3 separate regions of the Homo sapiens genome follow, and regions 1 and 3 are each linked to region 2. Evidence: chromatin contacts called from ENCODE Hi-C or POLR2A ChIA-PET data. All regions are on one chromosome and are shown on one strand. Each heading gives the region's core, a stretch centred on a gene start or an enhancer-like site at or near the end of the contact. The rest is flanking DNA. Distances are from core to core; before and after follow the strand shown. Region 1 overlaps LOC105376107 (a long non-coding RNA gene). Region 2 overlaps LOC105376107 (a long non-coding RNA gene). Region 3 overlaps LOC105376107 (a long non-coding RNA gene).

What was found. Hi-C counts contacts between places; a loop is a spot of excess contacts on that map. ChIA-PET counts read pairs that join two places held with the same protein, here RNA polymerase II (POLR2A). Pooled maps may share reads with other maps.
Region 1: a loop to region 2 is called in a map of heart right ventricle, with 4 times the contacts of the local background. The contact joins two enhancer-like sites. A Hi-C loop is called at or near these places in 1 of 168 maps with a recorded cell type or tissue (heart right ventricle) and 1 of 50 pooled maps. POLR2A ChIA-PET finds 5 or more read pairs at or near these places in 1 of 52 experiments (H1).
Region 3: a map of OCI-LY7 shows a loop between it and region 2 (7-fold over the local background). The contact joins two enhancer-like sites. A Hi-C loop is called at or near these places in 4 of 168 maps with a recorded cell type or tissue (B cell, OCI-LY7, PC-9 and 1 more), 1 of 37 single-sample maps with no recorded cell type and 2 of 50 pooled maps. POLR2A ChIA-PET finds 5 or more read pairs at or near these places in 3 of 52 experiments (OCI-LY7, activated B cell and common myeloid progenitor, CD34-positive).

Annotation. Positions count from the first base shown.
Region 1 is chr9:82,019,327-82,022,784 of GRCh38, forward strand. All of the region lies in intron 1 of LOC105376107 (a long non-coding RNA gene), which reads left to right. Among named protein-coding and RNA genes, the nearest start is that of SPATA31D1, 32 kb to the left of the region's middle. Within about 2 kb of position 2,030, at least 6 of the 41 ENCODE cell types and tissues checked have a DNase peak (open chromatin) inside an H3K27ac peak, as active enhancers do.
Region 2 is chr9:82,079,094-82,082,495 of GRCh38, forward strand. The region is part of intron 1 of LOC105376107 (a long non-coding RNA gene); the gene reads left to right. Among named protein-coding and RNA genes, the nearest start is that of SPATA31D1, 92 kb to the left of the region's middle. Within about 2 kb of position 1,323, at least 2 of the 41 ENCODE cell types and tissues checked have a DNase peak (open chromatin) inside an H3K27ac peak, as active enhancers do; they include B cell and OCI-LY7, where a contact is called at or near this core.
Region 3 is chr9:82,125,704-82,129,258 of GRCh38, forward strand. All of the region lies in intron 1 of LOC105376107 (a long non-coding RNA gene), which reads left to right. Among named protein-coding and RNA genes, the nearest start is that of SPATA31D1, 140 kb to the left of the region's middle. Within about 2 kb of position 1,853, at least 2 of the 41 ENCODE cell types and tissues checked have a DNase peak (open chromatin) inside an H3K27ac peak, as active enhancers do; they include B cell and OCI-LY7, where a contact is called at or near this core.

The DNA.
Region 1 (3,458 bases), core at 780-3,279, 59 kb before region 2:
TCAAGCGCAGCTAATTTTCGTAGTTTTTTAGTAGATATGGGGTTTTGCAATGTTGGGCAGGCTGGTCTTGAACTCCTGACCTCAGGTGATCCACCCACCTTGGCTTCCCAAAGTGGTGGGATTACAGGCATGAACCACCATGCCCAGCCCATTGGCCCTATTTTGATAATTATTTTCTTTATGCCTTCTTGAAAGATAATAGCTATCTTTGACCTACTACTTGCCAACATGTATATGTGAAGATAGTTTCTTCTATTGTCTGCTCGAGAATGTATGGAGCCCATTTCTAGCTGAAAGGTAGGTAGACGTACTTAGTTCTCAGCATAAATTCTAGTAATTAATATTTATAGGCATTTACCAAGTTGATTCTTCTAGCTAAACAATGGTAGTATCACTTTTTAGCCCCAAGTCTGATTCTTTGGCAGCCTGAGTTAAGGGGGCATAGATTGGTCTCCTAAAATAAACTTTTAAAGGCTTTCCTAGTGTGTTTTCCTTACCTTATAAAATTATGGAATCATTCTACCTAGGATACATTATATGAATTCTGATCCTCATGTACTCTTTGACTACTCTGTCTTTTTATTTTTGGGGACTTGGAGGATATAAAAAGATGTTGAAGAGTCAGAGGAGGAGAAGTATTAAGTACTATGGCTGTCTCACATCACCTTCCATTCAGTTGAGAAATGACCACTTATTTTTCTTCTGATTGGATATAAGCATGTCTCTCCAAGCCAAAGGGGTAGAGAATGGGTGAAAAAGACAATTCTGTAGCCTTCAACTAGGCCATCTTCATTTTCAGAGTGATGTATTGATCAGCCATTGCCTTCTTTGCTCATTTCAGCTCCATTGCTTTAATAGTTAAAGGAAATTCCTTCCAGATTTAGACAATAGTTAGTCAGTTTTTAGCATTGCTGTTTTTAATCTCTTTTTCTGGGTCCGTATAGGTATTTTAGGATAAGGGAGCGGCAGCCAGCCAGATGCCATTTAAAACTAGAATCTCCCATAAGCTAAACTAATCTTAAGGGAAATTTAAAAGTGAGTCTGAGTGAAAGCAAGTTTTTTCAAAATTGAATTGAACAATTAAGTTGCTAAAATAATCTCTTCATTTAAAAATCAATGACATACAAAAATAATTTTATTGTTTGAGTTTTTAAACTTTTTCAAATCTGTGAATCAAGCTCCTCTTGGTGCTTGAATAGGTGCCATCTGCTGAGTTGTAACTGAGCCAGTTCTTGCATTTGGGCCTAAATTTAATATTTAATTCTGATAGATGAAACATGCATCTTTAAAAGCAGTGAGCCATTTGTAGATTTTTAGTTTAATACTTGCCTAAAACTTAGATTTACTTCTTAGTAGTAACTTACATAGATACATTTCTTAAATACACAGATGCTTCTCAACTTATGATGAGGTTACATCCTGATAAACCTATCATAGGCTGATTTATGGTGGTTTGACTCATGATTTTTAAAATTTATGATGGTATAAAAGCAATACACATTTAGTAGAAACCGTACTTCAAGTACCCATACAACCATTCTGTTTTTCGCTTTCAGTATAATATTCAATAAATTACATGAGATATTCAATAATTTATTATAAAAAAGGCTTTGTGTTAGATGATTTTGCCCAAATGTAGGCTAATGTCAGTGTTCTGAGCATGTTTAAGAGAGGCTAGGCTAAGCTATGATGTTTGGTAGGTTAGGTGTATTAAGTGCATTTTTGATTTACAGTATTTTCAGCTTATACTGGGTTTATTGGGATGTAACCCCATTGTAAGTTGAGGATCATCTGTACTTGCTTATACATAACCTATCCTAGGTATCAGTTAGCTATTATTTAAAAAAAAAATAATTGATATGCTTGGAACAATAACCAGAAGCTTAGAACAGTTGAATCTTTAACTCAACTGGGTGGTTTCTGCTGACTTGAACTGGGTTTGGCAAAGCTCACTCACATTTCTCTGGTCAGCTGTGAATTGGCTAGGTGACTTTGCTAATCTTGGCTACACTTAATTGTTTGTCTGGAGCTTTGCCTGGGACACTAGACTGACTCACCTCTGTTCCATGTGTCTCATCCTCCAGCAGGCTAGCCCAGGCATGTTCTTGTGATGAAGGCAGTGGAGAGTGGAGAAGAAAGAGAGAGAGTGAATAAGAGAGAACAAGTGAACACAGAAAATGCACCATACACCTTGAGGCCTAGGCTTGGAACTGACAAAATGCCACTTCCTTCACATTTTATTGGCTAAGCAGGTTGCAAGGGTCCATGAAATAGACTCCATCTCTTAATGGGATGAACTGCAAAGTAACATTTGAAAGGTTGCTGATATACAGAGGGGTGAATAATTATAGTCATTTCTACAATCAATACACTATTTTAGGAAAGGATGGAATGGGACTAGAACCCTATTTTATGCCTCTAGACCCGATTTCTTTTTATTGCACTAGTTTTTCTTCCTACTTACCTATACCATGAGTCTGAATGTTTCTGAGGAAAATAAAAAGCATTTATGTTTTCAGCATAGAGAATCTATATTGAAATGTTACCAATATAGAGAATCTTTTGAAAGTTAAGAAGGATTTTTTCACATTGCTTTACCTGTTTATTTCTTTTGACTATAAGTCTCTGGAAACTCGAACAATAATATTAGGGTTATATAACCCTAGTTATCAGGGTTTTAGGTTCACTTCACATCTTATATTTTTTATCATTAGTATCATTAGTATTTGTGACAGATTCTTTTTGGAAATCAAGTTATAGGATAAGACATAAAACTTCAGGGTGTGTTTTTTCTCACATTGATATTTTTATCATAGCCCACTCACCCCTTGTTACTGCCCTTGCCTTTGTGGACCTAGAGACGGATGAAAAAGATAAAATTGTTATTGAATTGTAGCAGCTTCAAGCTGTCCTGTTTGTTTGTCCCCAGATCTTTCTATGCCAGTTCCAAATTCCCTCTTGCCAAAATTAGGTTTGGAAAAATAATGTATTTCGTATATGACATATGTTTGAAATTAGCAGGAAATGCAGCCAAGATTTGGAAATTAACAAGGAAAAAGTTATTTCTGAAAACAGTTGGGAGCCAAAGAAGAGTGTTTGGCTTAAAACATTAGGGTATTTCATTGTTTAGCAAATTAAATAATTCAAAAAAATCCAAGAAGGAACAACACAGCATTTTTTTTCAATATATGTGGATAGTTCTTATTTAAGAACCTTTTAGACAGAAATTAAATGAGGAATCCAAATGTACCATCTACAGGATATATAATCTTCTAATATCTAGTAAATCTAATTCTTCATGAATTTTTTTGAAATTAAGTCACATACTTCTGTTTGCCCATATGTGAAAAAGAGATTTACTATTGATCTGCTACTTACAAAATAAACAGGAATAGTTGAGGGGACCCAGAACAAGAATCAGATCTTCCCTTTCCAATATGAAGGACTATTTGGACCTG
Region 2 (3,402 bases), core at 73-2,572:
TCTCCTAATGCTATCCCTCCCCCCATCCCCCCACCCCACAACAGGCCCCGGTGTGTGATGTTCCCCTTCCTTTGTCCAAGTGTTCTCATTGTTCAATTCCCACCTATGAGTGAGAACACGCAGTGTTTGTTTTTTTGTTCTTGCGATAGTTTGCTCCCAAGCGCTACAAAGGACGTGAACTCATCCTTTTTTATGGCTGCATAGTATTCCATGGTGTGTATGTGCCACATTTTCTTAATCCAGTCTATCATTATTGGACATTAGGGTTGGTTCCAAGTCTTTGCTATTGTGAAGAGTGCCACAATAAACATACGTGTGCATATGTCTTTATAGAAGCATGATTTATAATCCTTTGGGTATGTACCCAGTAATGGGATTGCTGGGTCAAATGGTATTTCTAGTTCTAGATCGCTGAGGAATCGCCACACTGTCTTCCACAATGGTTGAATGAGTTTACAGTCCCACCAACAGTGTAAAAATGTTCCTATTTCTCCACATCGTATCCAGCACCTGTTGTTTCCTGACTTTTTAATGATCGCCATTCTAACTGGTGTGAGATGGTATCTCATTGTGGTTTTGATTTGCTTTCTCTGATGGCCAGTGATGATGAGCATTAGAAGGGAATTTTAAAAATATAAAATACTCATAAGGGTACATACTCTTAGAAAATTTAAACAAAAAAGTCATTGAGAGTTAATAATAAGGTAGTTGAATTTGAGAATTTCAGTAAAAAATCCTGGATCTCTGAATATAAAGACACTGAATAAACAAAAAGTGCCATTTATTATTAATATAATTAAAAGGGACTTAAACACTTTAAAAATAATGTTTTGGGAGTTTTTGCGCCCCATACAGAGAGGTTACTGAGTATTGATTGACTGAAGGTAAATTCCTACTGTCCAGAGACAAGAGATAAACTCAGTGGAATGGACTAGGTTTTTTTGCTACAGGAACAATGGTGACTTTGTCAAGCAAATTTTTCACTTTGTTTTATTTTCAGTCTATATCTTGTTTTCTATCTCATTTTCCTATATCACTACATATCTATGATTATTATGTAAAAATCACTTTTCTTACTTTGTAACAGATACTGGTTTGCTTTAGAAAGTGTTAAAAATCTAACTTCTGATCAGCTTTAAAGAACATAGTCTCTGGGTGGTCCATGTCTGATCCATACCATTACTTTAACTTTGTTTTGTTACTATTAATATTCAAACAAAAATAGCTTAAGAGGACCTGCCAGATGAATGAGATTGTGTCATATTCCTCTTCAATAATAAAAATCTTGCTAAGGCTGGCACCTGGGGAAAGGCTAGTGAGATTAAAATCAGTGACTCTTTCACCTCCCTTTGCTCTGTCAAGCATAAGAGAAAGAGGAACTGTGAAGCCTTGACAAGGAGAGCAGGGACTTTAATTGAGGGCAAGAAGGGCTCAGGCCTTGTTTCCTAATTATAGATGTTTTTTCAAACATCAGAGGTGCAAATTCAAAATATGTTGCAATTTATTGGTGAGTACAGTCTACTTAAATAAAGGACTGTTTAATTCAAATAAATTTAGAAGGCTTTTTCTTAAGCCAGCTTCATGTATATTATATTATTGTATCCCTGGAGAATGTAAAATTCTGAATGTGGACCTGCACCTTGCTATTTTTTCCCCCACTTGGATCTTCTTTGGTGTGTATGTGACTGTGTTTATATGTGTCTCCTATGTGTCCATCTTATTTTTGGGTGTAGAGGAGAGGTTCCTGATGACTCGCACTCTTTACTTCTCGATACAATCACATACATTACTTTTATAGCTTCCATCCTGCCATTTCAATGAATGGGAAATATGATCACAGGGTAATATGAGTTAATAAGTAATTTTAGGAGGATATTGCTTAAAAATGGTTTTTCAGTTATGTTCCAATTGGTTCCTTGTGTTGATAAAATGAGAGCTTCCTTAACAGTAGAATTCACATCATAAAGTTGAGTTGAAGTTTGAGGATTCTTGCTACCATTTAACATTTAATGGCACTCAATTTTCTGGACTCATATTTTTGACATAGTGTTCTATGTTTCATCTGTCACCGATGAGTCCTACTTGGACCTGTAAGCCAAATGAATGCCACCTATTAAGTGTTGTAGTGTGCTCTTCGATTGTTCATTTATTTAGTAGGTTATTATTAATTTAATGACTATGGTCCTAGTTCCTTTCACATATGGTGCCATCAGTGGAGGAGGGGTTCAAATGTTTCTATGGTATTTATATTTTTTGTTATGTGAATGCCACATAAGCAGCTCTGCAGCCAGAATTTCTTGGTGGCCCAAATATAAAGCCTTATAATTAGAAGTATATGGTGCTATAATAAAAACATTATCAAACCAGCTGTACTAGGTGTACAGATTTTCTGTTTTTATTCATGTGTGTGCATCTATTACAAACACAGCACAAATAGAATATAAAAATAAGTTAACACTCACAGCCAAACCTGTTAAATTTAGTTCAACAAATTGTATGAAACCCTCCATCTGTTTGCTACATTATTCTCACAATGATAATAGGCAAGGCAGATTTGCTAGCTGGGTTTTATAGAGAGAATGGCTTGTTCAAAAAATATGTAATGCACTCCCCTAAATGAAACCACACCAAACCGCATTATTTTCTTCTCTGTGGCTTCGAGTGTTTATGTTGTGATATTACATTTTCACAGATGTTATTACTGATCTGTTGTGCCAAAGAATGATTTTGAAGCTCATTTATCAATAATTATTGCTCTGGCCAGTATGAATGTTCCAAAAGAGCAAGCAAATGTGAGGAACAGATCTTTTGATTTCTTTAGTAATAGGTCATGAATAGCTGTTTCTTGCCTTTAGTACCTTTTTCTATGATTTGCTCTTGGCATTGCAAATACATTTATATTTTCAAAAATACAGGAGGGCCACAAAGGTCTTTACCATGTAATAATTTATAAATTGAATAATATTCACATTGTAGGGTTATTGAGGATTGCATGAGATAAAGAAGTGTCTAGCACCAATGCTGATTTCTTAGCTGATGAAGCTGACTTGACTTACTTAGCTGTCAGCACCTACATCCTGTTAGTAATAATTGTGAATTACTGCAGACATCTCTCAGAATTCCCATGACATGTCTTTCTAGAAAGCCAGAATTTTTCTGAATATAGTTTTATGAACAACTATCTTAGTTCTCAGGTACTAATTCTCTTACTGTCTGAGAACTAAGATAGTTCTCAGATACTCATGATAATTTTTATTTTTTCAATTAAAATGAAAAATTATTTAGCTCCTACTATGTGTGAAGAATTTGTGTACTAGATATATAGGGAGCAAAGATAAATGCATCACAGTCTACACAGGTTCAAACAGTAATTTGAAACACTAGTCACACTTTTATTCCATT
Region 3 (3,555 bases), core at 603-3,102, 47 kb after region 2:
ATGAATCCATTTTTGGTAGCTCTGGAAAGGAATCCCAGAAGTGAACATTCCTCTCCTCCGGCTTTCTCTTCAGTTGAAATTCTAAGCTTCTGTGGTCCCTCATTTTAGTTCTATTCTATGGCCCTTATCTCTTTTAATAAAGAAGGAGCAGGTCCACGCAAGCAGAGAAAGCAGGTGTCAGATGCACGCAGACATTGAAGTTTGAAGTATTCCGAACAGAGATCAAACACTGACTTCATGTATGGCAACAGGCACTTGTAAGTTTAGGAACAGCCCAAGCATTAGTCCAGACTATGAAGTCCTTTATTAAAATCTCAAGGGATAACTTTCAAAGTGGAGTTTGAGTGCCCATAGGAGGTAATATATTTTACATATAGCTCTTATATGCAATCTGGGATGTGAGATAGAGTCATTCATTAAACGAATGACGGTAGGAACCCTGGAGGACCTGTAGTCAACAATCTTTATCTGCTGTATGTGTCCCACTGAGGTGCAAGACATTCTCTAAGGCCATAGGCCTAGTGAGTGCCAGCTCATCTCTCACTTATTAAGTGCTTACTATTTAGCCAAATATTATCCTTGACTCTGGAAAGACAGCAAAATAGACATGGTCCCTGTTCTCATGGAACTGATTGTATTGTGTGAGAGCAGACACTTGAAGAGAGATTTCAGTACAGCGTACTAAGAGTGGGATAGATTTTCCTAAAGTGATTTCATCACTTCCTTTAAGCTTCTAAGGTCCTGCTGCTGCAGCTGCTTCTGCAATCATCAGCCAACATTTATATGCTCGATTATTTTATTCTTCACAAACCCCTTTACTATAGCTACTATTATTGGCCCCATTTTATGACTAAGTAAACCGAGGCTAAGGAAAGTAAGCAGCTTGTCTGAAACCATTCTTTTGTTTAACCTGCTAATATGAAAGGATATGACTGCTTCAAATACAAGAAAATACTGTCAAGAGAATGAGAAGACAAGCCACAGACTAGGAGAAAATACTTACAAAAGACATATCTGATAAAGAATGGTCATCCAGAATACACAAAATACTCTTAAAACTCAACAACAGGAAAATGAACAACCCAAATTAAAAATGAACAAAAGACCTGAACAGACATCTTACTAAAATAGTTACATAGATGGCAAATAAGTATAGAAAAAGATGCTCCACATCATATGTCATTCGGGAACTGCAAATTAAAACAATTAGATAATACTATGCCTGTTAAAATGGCCCAAATCCCAAACAATGTCAATACCAAATGCTGGTGAGGATGTGGAACAAAAGGAACTCTCATTTGTTGCTGGTAAAAATGCAAAATGATACAGCCACTTTGGAAAATAGTTTGGCAGTTTCTGACAAAACTAAATATTTTCTTACTATACAAACCAGCAATCTTGCTTTTTGATATTTATCCAAATAAGCTGAAAAGTTATGTTCTCAGAAAAACTTACATATGGTTGTTTCTATCAGTTTTATTCATAATTGCCAAAACTTAGAGGAAAAGTAGATATCCTTCAATAGGTGAATGGATAAATACACTGTGATACATCTAGACAATGGAATATTATTCAGGGCTAAAAATATATGAGCTATCAAGCTATGAAAAGACATAGAAGAACCTTAAATGCATATCACTAAGTTAAAGAGGCCAGTCTGAAAAGGCTACATACTGTATGGTTCCAACTATTCTGGAAAAGCTTTAAAACTATTTGAAAGATCAGTAGTTTCCAGGGCATAGGCAGGACAGAAAGATGAATAGGAGAAGCACAGAGGATTTTTAGGGCAGTGAAACTATTCTGTATGATACTATAATGGTGGAGACATGTCATTATACATTTGTCAAAACTTAGAGAATGTGCAATATCAAGAATGAGCCCTAATGTGAACTACGGGCTTTGGATGATAATGATGGGTCAATGTAGGTTCATCAGTTGTAACAAATGTACCATTCTCGTGTGGGATGTTGATAGAGAGGAAGGTTGTGTTTGTGTGGGGGAAAGTGATATATGGGAACTTTCTGTACTTTCCACTCATTTTTTTCTGTGACCTAAACTTCTCTAAAAATTAGGTCTGCTTAAAAATACTGTTAGCTCTTTTGTTAAGATTTATAAAGAAGGTTATTGTAGCAATCAATGGGCCCCAGGTTCAGCATTTTTTTTTTAACCCACATTAGGGTAAGGGTAACATTTTATTTAGTAGAGCTCTAGGTAGCCTTGAATCTACTAATCACTTCATTTATTTTTAAGTCTTATACAACTTTGGGCAGATGTCAGAAGAAGATGCTAAGGAAAAATACCCTTAAGCAAGAAGAAGAAGGTTATACACCTTAATTTTCTTTTTTAACTTTAGAAATCTCACCATGTTAAACTTCCTCATTTGAAATCTGTTGTTAATGGCTGTTTTCCTCCCACAGATGAGGGTGGGCAGATTATTACCAGTCCATGCTGACTTTGAACAGGGCATACATTATGGGAAGTCCCCACTGAGTTTATTATTAGTCCTGTATATAACAGAAGAAACCTTGAAAACCTCTACCCAACCTTGACCCTTTGTTTCCTGTTTGCGTTATTGTTTGTGGTGGTGTGCTGCTGCCTGACCTACTATAAATGCCAAGTGCACAGCTCCTTTGAATTTCACACTGCAGCCATAAATCGTTTGTCCATTTATAAATAAAATAAAATGTGGGATATGATGGAGCTCAAGAGAGCATATTGTCTGAAACTCTTGGATCTCATTCTCAGCGCAGATGTGCCAAAGCTGTTTGGCACAGTATAAATTGAGCTGGGTGTTAGGACTGTTCACAGCCCCCTGGGGACAGGTGGGCTGGGTACTTGGCTGAGATTGCCTCAGAGCATTAGAAAATGGTAATTGCCTGAGACTTCTTATGTTTTCTCCTGAAGTGTTACTCTCTTCCTGGTTCTCTAGTATAACTGTGAGGGTTGATTTGAAATAGCCAGAAGTATTAATGATTGAGAAAAAAAGTATTATACTCAGACTACATAAAAAGCAGACTCTACAGAGACAAATGTAAAGAGAAAACAAATTCTATTTCTAATCCTATTTTATTTGGTTCGAAAATGCTAGGAAGTTCTGGAAGATTGAACTCCACGTTGATGCTCTACTTTCTACGTTAGTGTTTTTTTTTTTTTTTTCCCATGGAGTTAGAGCAGGATATGGTACCTCATGAATTAATGCTAACTGGTTATTGAACAAGAATTGTGTGGAAGTGAGTTAAGAGATGGTCTTGTGTCATGGAAAGCATAGTAGTAGCTGGACACTGGGGTGCTGCCTCTAGTTTTACTACCAATTAGGGTTATAAACTGATGCTGCGCACTTAAATTTTAGGGCGTCTGATGCCTCCTGTGTAAAATCTGAGAAGAGAAGAAGGTTGACTTAGCCTGTGGTCACCAAGGTTCCTCCTTGTTGTACCTTTTTAGAGTTTTGTGAAAATAACCTGGGATGCCAGGTGTCAGCTTTGGATGTCCTCCTTTGAACAGTCTTCCCCAGACTTTTTTGTCAGCCTAGCGAGGGGTCCACAGTGGCATTGACAC